Linked DNA regions of Homo sapiens: all the other regions are linked to region 2. Evidence: chromatin contacts called from ENCODE Hi-C or POLR2A ChIA-PET data. All regions are on one chromosome and are shown on one strand. The core of a region is the stretch at or near the end of the contact, and the rest is flanking DNA. Distances in the headings are between cores, read along the strand shown.

Region 1 (2,700 bases), core at 166-2,665, 70 kb before region 2:
CTATTTCTTTTCTCATTTTTTATATATTGCTGTTGTATAGATTCTGTACTGATTCCTTCTTTATTCAGACTCATTGTTAGTGAGCTAAGCTCCTGGACAAACTATAGGGAGAGGCTGCTGGGGCCTATGGACCAGGGCCTTCTCCCAGCCTAAAAGACTTTTTCCTGGTGTCCAGTGAAGTTACTCATGACACAGGTTTATGTGTGAGTTTTTTGTTTTGTTTTAGGTTTAGGTTTCCAATTTCCTTAGTCAAGAGAGATCAGCAGTTGCAGAGGAGGTCTCCATTCAGTCTTTGAACACACCTGGACATACACCTAGACTGATTTCTACACACATCATGTGCCTATGTGGGCCTCTGTCAGTCACTTGGTTCCAGACTGGCTTTAGGGACGATCATGTTGCTTCCCTGCATATTCCTTTCCACATTTCCAAACAGAAGTTTAGGATTTTGCCTTTTATTGATTTAAGAGGGAAGTGTGGATGGAATGAGGATAGGAAGGCTATCCTCAAAACCAGGGGTAAAGCCAGGATTGGTGCATTTTGTCTGTGAATGAGTTAGTTCATTTATTATTCTTTTCCCTGGAACTATGAGAACAGTTACACTTGACTGATTTTTTTTTCTTTCTACACTGTAATTCCTTCCTGCTATTCAGAAGAGTTTGCCAAACCCTGATAGGTAGGAAGATGGATAGATGAATGGATAGAGAGAGAGAGAGAGAGAGAGAGAGAGAGAGAGAGAGAGAGAGAGAGATTCTGAAGTTACTGGTTTATTGGGAAAATTCAGGGAAGAGGCAGGAAAGTGAAGGGTAGCCTTTTTTCCACCAGAGCTCCAGGAGGAAACCAGCAAGAGAGGAAGCAGTGGCCCAGGCCCTATCTGAGAGAGGCAGAGGAGACCTTGGAAAGTATTTGCTGCCCATCCTTTTCCCAGAAAGGGCAATGAGACTCTTGTTTCTTACTTATATTTTGGTAGCTTGAATAATACCTCCCCAGCCCTATACTATGAATGTGTACTATAAAGTACACTTATGGTATAAAGCCATATAAATGGCCAAGGTCCCCTGCAGGTGGGATTAACTTAAAGTGGAGGAAGGTAACTCTGGACAGCAACAGGGAGAGCTGATGCTGGGGTTGCGTAGACACCAAAATCAAAATAGCGCTATTTATGGAGCACATTTTTAGAAATTCTCCCATGTGATTTTCTCAAAAACGCTATGAGGTAATAAAGGCTCAGAGAAGTCAAATTTTTTGCTCAGAGAAATCCAGCTAAAAAGTAGCTGAACTGTAATTGAAATGTATGCCTGACTGTACACAAGGTCTCTCCTAGTAACTCAGCCATTTCACATCAGAGGTGGCTGACAGGAAGCAACCACCTGCAATACTCTCTTTAATACAAAGGAGTCTCTGTAGTCCCGTGGTTTGGTGTGCACAGAACTCACCTGACCTGCTTCTCCCTCCTGGAGTCTGCAGGATGACAACGACCTGTGTAGGGCATTGGGCACTCCTGCCTCCACCTTCCAACCTCTGTGTGACTTCCTGACACTGATACCTCCAAGTCTATGGTCCCATTCTCTCTTCTCACCCCATCCCTTCACAAGTCATGGAAAACTCCAAAGTGCAATAAACTTGGTGCCAAAAGAACCTCTTACTCTTTCCCCTACCTCCACCAAACCTTTGCAAAACTTCTGAAGAAATTTGAGCTTACTCTTTCTCAGAATGGAAGGAATATTAGAAGGAAACAATAAGAATGGAAAGGGGATGGAAAAACCAGCCTTGAAGGGGGAGAAGAGGAAGCCAACATTCGCTGAACACCTGCTACATATCACACATGTCATGGTTGGCGTGTGTTCATTCTTAATCCTCCCAACCCACTACGGTAGGTAGAAACATCCCATCCTACAGGTAGGCAAACTGAGGTTCAGTGAAGATAAGTAACACACCTGAAGTCAAAAGACCCTGAAATAGCAAAATCACTTTCAACTCTCAATCTCCCTGGCCCACGCTCTTTGCCCCAGAGCCGGCTAGCCAGTGGCCCTGTAGGCGAACCAAGCAGAAGGCCCTCTCCTCAAAAATATCCCACAGAGAGCCACATCTCTGATGAGGTGTTAACCAGGAGCAGGATTGCTAACAGTCCCCCATGTTGGCCATGCCCACCATCCCTGCTCCCTGGAGGATAAAAGGGAAGAGACTTTGAACAAGACTCTGTGTGTGTGTGTGTGTGTGTGTGTGTGTGTGTGTGTGTGTGTGTGTCTGCCTTTCTCTCTTCTTCTGTCTCCCTCTTTCCCTCTGTCTCTTTCTGTCTCTGTCCCTTTCTCTTTCTGTCTGCCTGTCCCTCTGTCTCTGTCTCTCCATCTCTCATCACTCTCCCCCAACCTACAGACCACAAAGGTTTTCCCCACCACTTTACCATGGGCAGAAGCATTCACGGGGTCTCCACTATACATCCATGGAGAAGTAGGAAGTCAATTTTGGACTTTGAATCGCACTGTAGTTTCTAATCCATCAGTCACAAAGCAGTTTTTATTCATACTTGATACTTATGTTTCTGTGTGACACAATTTAGCACTCTGAGGACAAGGGATTTAATTATTTATCCCTTTAAATCTTAACCACAAAGCTTGTCTTGTTATCTGCCATATCTCCAGTGACAAGCATAGTCCCCGGCATATAGTGCAGGCTCAATATATATGTAAAATGGTAGAT
Region 2 (2,700 bases), core at 122-2,621:
TCTCATATTTTTTATTTATTTGTTGAGATCCAAATTTTGTTCAAACACTGTTTTCTTGAGCTCACTGAATATTATTATGATGGTTATTTTGAATTCTTTGTTTGGTGTTTTGTATACCTACACTTATTTAGGGCCAATTTCTGTAGATTTATTCTGTTTCTTTGATTAGGCTATATTTTCCAGTTTCTTTATGTTTCTGTAGCTTGGAGTTGATATCTGCAAATCCAAAGGAACAGGCACCTTTCCCATTATTCACAGACTGGCTTCATGCAGGGAAAGACCTTCGCCAATTAGCACAGGTAGAAAATCTGGAGGTCTCTCAAATTTTCTATGGATGTATTTTCTCTTGGCGAGTGTGTGTAAATTTCTAATTAGAAGAATTTGCTTGTTTCTATCTTCATATGCTCATAATCTCTTACTTCCTCTGGTGTCTACCTGCTGTACTCTGGGTCTTCTGTAGCAGCAGCATGTGCTCCAGCTTTTTTTTTTTTCAGTAGTCACCAGGAATCTAGAGTATGTTAGGTCCCATCAGCACCCTGAATTGGATGAGACAGAAATCAGTACTTCAGGCAGCTCTGCAAAATGCCGTGCTCCAACAATTTCTTTCCCCAGGGAGAAATTACCATTTGAGAGTTTTCACCCACTCATTCTCTGCTGAGCCAGGAGGAGGGGCTATTGTAAATGAGTATATACTAGTCCAAACTGTTGCCTTTATTTTCAGTGTCCCTACCAGCCTCGTGCTTCTTCCTGCCAGTGCTTACATTCAGGCAAACAGAAACCAGTCCCTCAGGCAGCCACTCAGAAAGCTGGACCTTTAGACACACGCTTCAATTCCTTACCTCCTAAGGAAGAAGCCAGGAGTTTTGGGTTTTTTTACCCATTTGTTTTGTGCTGTACTGAAGGGAAGAACAAGGCCAAGAAAAGTGCCCTGAATGTTCCTACTGACTTTTATGCAGCTGGTCTCATGCCCATCTCAGATGCAGGAACTTCTTGTTATTTGTTTCTGGGCTTCTCAGAAAGGAAGTTGCCCCATGTATTATTATTAAATCAGTGTGTGCATGGGTAAAAGGAGGGTCTGGATCTTCCAATCCACCATTATGCTAGCATCACTCATAAATTTCTTGAATATTGGTAGTTAGCAATACCAGACAGAAAGAGAGCTCTGGTAAGTTTCACACCAGTAATTACATGCTCTGGCCTGGAGCTCATTGGCTAGACCTAGTCACATGACTTTACCTAATTCAAAGGGAGCAGGAAAGCAAGTCCTGCTATGTACCTTAAAAGTTAAGAACAAAATATCTGTCAGTGAGCACTAATGACAACCACAAAAGGAAATGCGGTATTGCTGTGAAAAATACTTCTGGTCATGATAATACAAACACTGAACAATAACAAAAACTATAATATGACTCTCTTGGGAGGATGAAGGTGGGGTTGGGAACAGGGCATGAAATGACTAAGTCTTTATTCTTTCACCATAGGAAGTCACAAATGCTAAACAATCAAAACTAGCAGTATGAGTCTATTACTTAGAAATAGGAAAAGAAAAAAGAAAAACAAACAGACAAAAGACTTTTAAGTGGTTGCTTCAGCTCTTAGAGTGAAGTGGGGCAAGGATTTACATGAACATTAACACATGTCATCCATCCAGGAAGAAAAGGGAAGAATGCAGTGAGATGCCTTATTAGCTTCCCTGCCACTCAACTCCAGATGCTCAGACTGGGAGCAAATCCTGTATCTGTTTCCACTTTCACAACCAGCAAACATGCACCAGTCATAAGCAAAAAACCTGAAGAACTGAATAATTTTCATTTGAAGGATAATTTGCAAATTTTGATACTTCCAGTAACCAAGTCTGATCCTGTGCTAACCCCTGGAAGCACAATAGCCTTACTATGTGACCAGAATCCAAATATTTTAATACAACACTCTTTCATTTTTAAAATGTAAATCAGTGGACATGTTTATGGGCTCAACCATTGAAAGCACTCCAAAAACTTCTCTAAAAGAGTCTGTGATGCTTTCAAATTATTGGGATTGCTTTGTACCTCTCCAAAATTACTAAGAAGCATGAAGTTATTTTCAACCTGGGAGGATATATACATTTTTAAAGCAGTCATTTTCCAAACATGTGCTATTGAAAAATATAGTGACAAGGGCAGGTCTTGGGGTCAAAAACCACTGTCTTCTGAATGAGGCCCCTAGCCCTTAGTGACTGAAATCATTAAACTCTTTTTATTTGTCTCACGTAGATGTAAATAATGATGACTGCCTTGCTTCTTCTCATCAGATGCACTCAATTGCCTTTATCTTTCTTCTGAAGACTGTCACGAAGGTGTTGGTGGGAGAATACTCAAGACAGGGAAATAAAAAAACTTGTAATTTCACCTCAAGAGAATATTCTGTATTTCAAAGCTAACCTCCTGCTGCCTAATCCTATTTTGCACGTTAGAAACTGAAAATTATGTTGGCCTCCCTGTGTGACTTTGAGACACTTCTAATCTCTGCTCCATTCTCCCACCCTCAGGCAGATGGAGGTCCTGGGCCAACTAGAGGTGATGTCATGTTCTCAAAGAGACAAAAAAGAAATGAGATGAATAATTTCCAAAGTATTCCCCAATTTTGATGCAACCACTTGGATAGTTTTCATGGGCTAAGGACTATGCTGAGCACTCACATCCCCACGGTAACCCAGCAGGA
Region 3 (2,700 bases), core at 83-2,582, 100 kb before region 2:
GAGAGGACCAGATAGATGGTGCAGAGCCCCACTGTGCCAACCAGGGACCTTTGGGACAAGGAGCCAGGCTGAACCCAGAACGTCCCAGCTGGGGGCCAAGTGCTTCTGGGTGGAGTGATTTTGCCATTGTGCTGGCGCCAGAGGGCTGTGAAGACTTACGTTCACATGCCCCTTTGAGGGGGTTTTACCAGAATTAAAGGGCTTTCATGGCTTGACCTAATTGTCCTGGGCTGTGGAATTCTTTTTGGTTCCTAGTCAGTGTTCTCACCAAGACCCAACTAGTATAACAAACTTGCTATCGTTGCAGGAAAAAGAACCCATCTCAATGAAATGAGTCACTGGTTGGAAATGTAACCTGCAGGCATTGGAGGCTGTTCTAATTTCTCAAAGAACAAAGGCAGGCAATTTGACAGCTTTTGTTGACTGTCATAGAAATTTCCTGTGAGAGGGAGTCAGTTGCTTCATCTCAAGGAGGTCTGAAGAGGTAATAAGTTGTTTTTTTTGTTTTTTTTTTTTTCAATTGAACAAAATTTATCTAAAACATTTTTCAGCTGGGCACGGTGGCTCACGCCTGTAATCTCAGCACTTTGGGAGGCTGAGGCAGGCGGATCACCTGAGATCAGGAGTTCAAGACCAGCCTGGCCAACATGGGGAAAATCCATCTCTACTAAAAAAAACAAAAATTAGCCGGGCTTTGTGGCGTGCACCTGTAATCCCAGCTACTTGGGAGGCTGAGACAGGAGAATTGTTTGAACCCTGGAGGTGGGGTTGCAGTGAGCCGAGATTGCGCCACTGCACTCCGGCCTAGGTGGCAGAGTGAAACTGTCTCAAAAAATAGCATAATCCCATCTCTGTCACCTACTTGTTGAATGTGTTGATGAAAAGAGTCAAGTTCTGTAAAATCTTTGAAGAGATTTATTCTGAGCCAAATATGAGTGACCAATGGCCCATGACACAGCCCTCAGGAGATCCTGAGAACATGTGCCCAACGTGATCAGGGACAGTTTAGTTTTATACATTTTAGGTAGACATAGGCATCAATCAAATTCATGTAAGATGAACATTGGTTCTGTCCGGAAAGGTGGGTCAACTGGAAGCTGCAGGGCTTGGAGTGGAGGAGGATTCCAGATCATCAGCAGATTCAAAGATTTTCTGACTGGCAATTGGTTGAAAGAGTTAAGTTATTGTCAGAGGACTTAGGAATGTCTGGGTTAAGATAAAGGGTTGTGAAGACCAAGATTTAATCATGCATGTGAAACCTCCAGGTGGCAGGCTTCAGAGAGAATACACTGTAAATGTTCTATCAGTAATTCCAAAAGGGAGGAGGGCATAATGAGGCATGTCTGACCTCTGACCCCTGCCTCCCATCATGGCCTGAACTAGTTTTTCAGGTTAGCTTTGGAATGTCCTTGCAGAGAGGAGGGGTCCATTTAGATGGTTGAAGGGCTCAGAATTTTTCTTTCTTTTCTTTTTTGGTCTACAAATGACTTTGAACAAACTTTGTAATTTCCTTGTGCCTCAGTTTCCTCATCTATAGAATGACAATGATGGTAGTACCCAGCCCATTGTGCTTGTGTGAGGATTAAATACATTGATCTGTGGAAAGTGCTCAAAATGGTGCTTGGCCAGTGGTAAGAGTGACATGGGTGTTATTAGAGGCATCCTGAAAACCATCCTGGGGGCTGCAGGGTAGGCCTGGGCAGCAGGCTTAGAGCACAGCCCCTTCTCGGCCTTCAAGAGCTCTTCCTCCCTGAGGCCCGTGGGGCAGGGTCCAGCGGCCACAGAGACCCGTTCCGTGGTCCCTGGCTGCACTGCACACAACACTCCCACCACTGCTGACCTCCTGGTCTCTCTCACGGGCTGTGCCCCACATCCTCGGCTGCGGTCACTGCACATGAATGTAAAACCTGCTGCACAGGAAGGGTTGAAGGAGGGTGTGATCCTTGGGTGAAGTTCTAATCCCCACCGCCAGCCTCACTGGTCTCCCACAGACAATCAAGATGACAATGGCCACTTCCCAGGGTGGCGGCCAGGGTTGGAGGAGCCAATCCCAGGTCCCAGGTCCGAGGCGGTTGTTGGGCCTTATTGATGCCTGATCGCCATCTAGTGCCCGATAAGAGTCACTGAATCTCTCCCATTACAAACAGCTGGTAACGGTGAATGCAAGACTGGAAGATTCCACTGAAGTCGTTTAGGCTTGGGGCCACCCATTTTAGGAATCCCTTCTAAAGAATCCCCGATCCAGTTTCTGTTTAGAGTTTGATACCGGACTCTGTTGCATTTTTTAAAAACTCTAGGTGTGAAAATCCTATTCCTCAGCTGGAGTCTTATTCCTTACATTTTAACATGCAGTTTTACCCCAAAGGTCCCCAAAATGAATAGCAATAGAGAGGAGAAAGTGTCAAAGTGGGGGAGGCCTGACTCTTGTTGTATACTTGGCTGATATGCGATCACTGTTTCTAAGCATTCAATTCCTTTTCATTTCTTTCTGTCAATTAAGCAGCGCCTGCATTTCAGCTAAGATCCGGGAATAGAAAGGTAACAAAAAATGCACAGACTTTGCTCTCACCAGGCTGAGGCAAGGCCAGCTAAGAGAAAGCTACAGTCAACTGGATGGGACGTGAGGAGAATGAGACCCACGTCCTCAGTCCCCACTGCACCCAGCAATCACCAGGGATCACCCAGGAACCTTTAAACTGA

What was found. A loop is a pair of places that touch in the nucleus more often than their neighbours do. ChIA-PET counts read pairs that join two places held with the same protein, here RNA polymerase II (POLR2A). Pooled maps may share reads with other maps.
Region 1: a loop to region 2 is called in a map of CD4-positive, alpha-beta memory T cell, with 12 times the contacts of the local background. The contact joins two enhancer-like sites. A Hi-C loop is called at or near these places in 3 of 168 maps with a recorded cell type or tissue (CD4-positive, alpha-beta memory T cell, PC-3 and naive thymus-derived CD4-positive, alpha-beta T cell) and 6 of 50 pooled maps. POLR2A ChIA-PET finds 5 or more read pairs at or near these places in 2 of 52 experiments (CD4-positive, alpha-beta memory T cell and activated CD4-positive, alpha-beta T cell).
Region 3: a loop to region 2 is called in a pooled map, with 2.6 times the contacts of the local background. The contact joins two enhancer-like sites. A Hi-C loop is called at or near these places in 3 of 50 pooled maps. POLR2A ChIA-PET finds 5 or more read pairs at or near these places in 5 of 52 experiments (CD4-positive, alpha-beta memory T cell, CD8-positive, alpha-beta memory T cell, PC-3 and 2 more).

What each region holds. Positions count from the first base shown.
Region 1 is chr2:234,100,991-234,103,690 of GRCh38, reverse strand. No RefSeq gene overlaps it. Among named protein-coding and RNA genes, the nearest start is that of SPP2, 52 kb to the right of the region's middle. Within about 2 kb of position 1,415, at least 2 of the 41 ENCODE cell types and tissues checked have a DNase peak (open chromatin) inside an H3K27ac peak, as active enhancers do.
Region 2 is chr2:234,031,307-234,034,006 of GRCh38, reverse strand. No RefSeq gene overlaps it. Among named protein-coding and RNA genes, the nearest start is that of SPP2, 18 kb to the left of the region's middle. Within about 2 kb of position 1,371, at least 2 of the 41 ENCODE cell types and tissues checked have a DNase peak (open chromatin) inside an H3K27ac peak, as active enhancers do.
Region 3 is chr2:234,135,248-234,137,947 of GRCh38, reverse strand. No RefSeq gene overlaps it. Among named protein-coding and RNA genes, the nearest start is that of SPP2, 86 kb to the right of the region's middle. Within about 2 kb of position 1,332, at least 8 of the 41 ENCODE cell types and tissues checked have a DNase peak (open chromatin) inside an H3K27ac peak, as active enhancers do.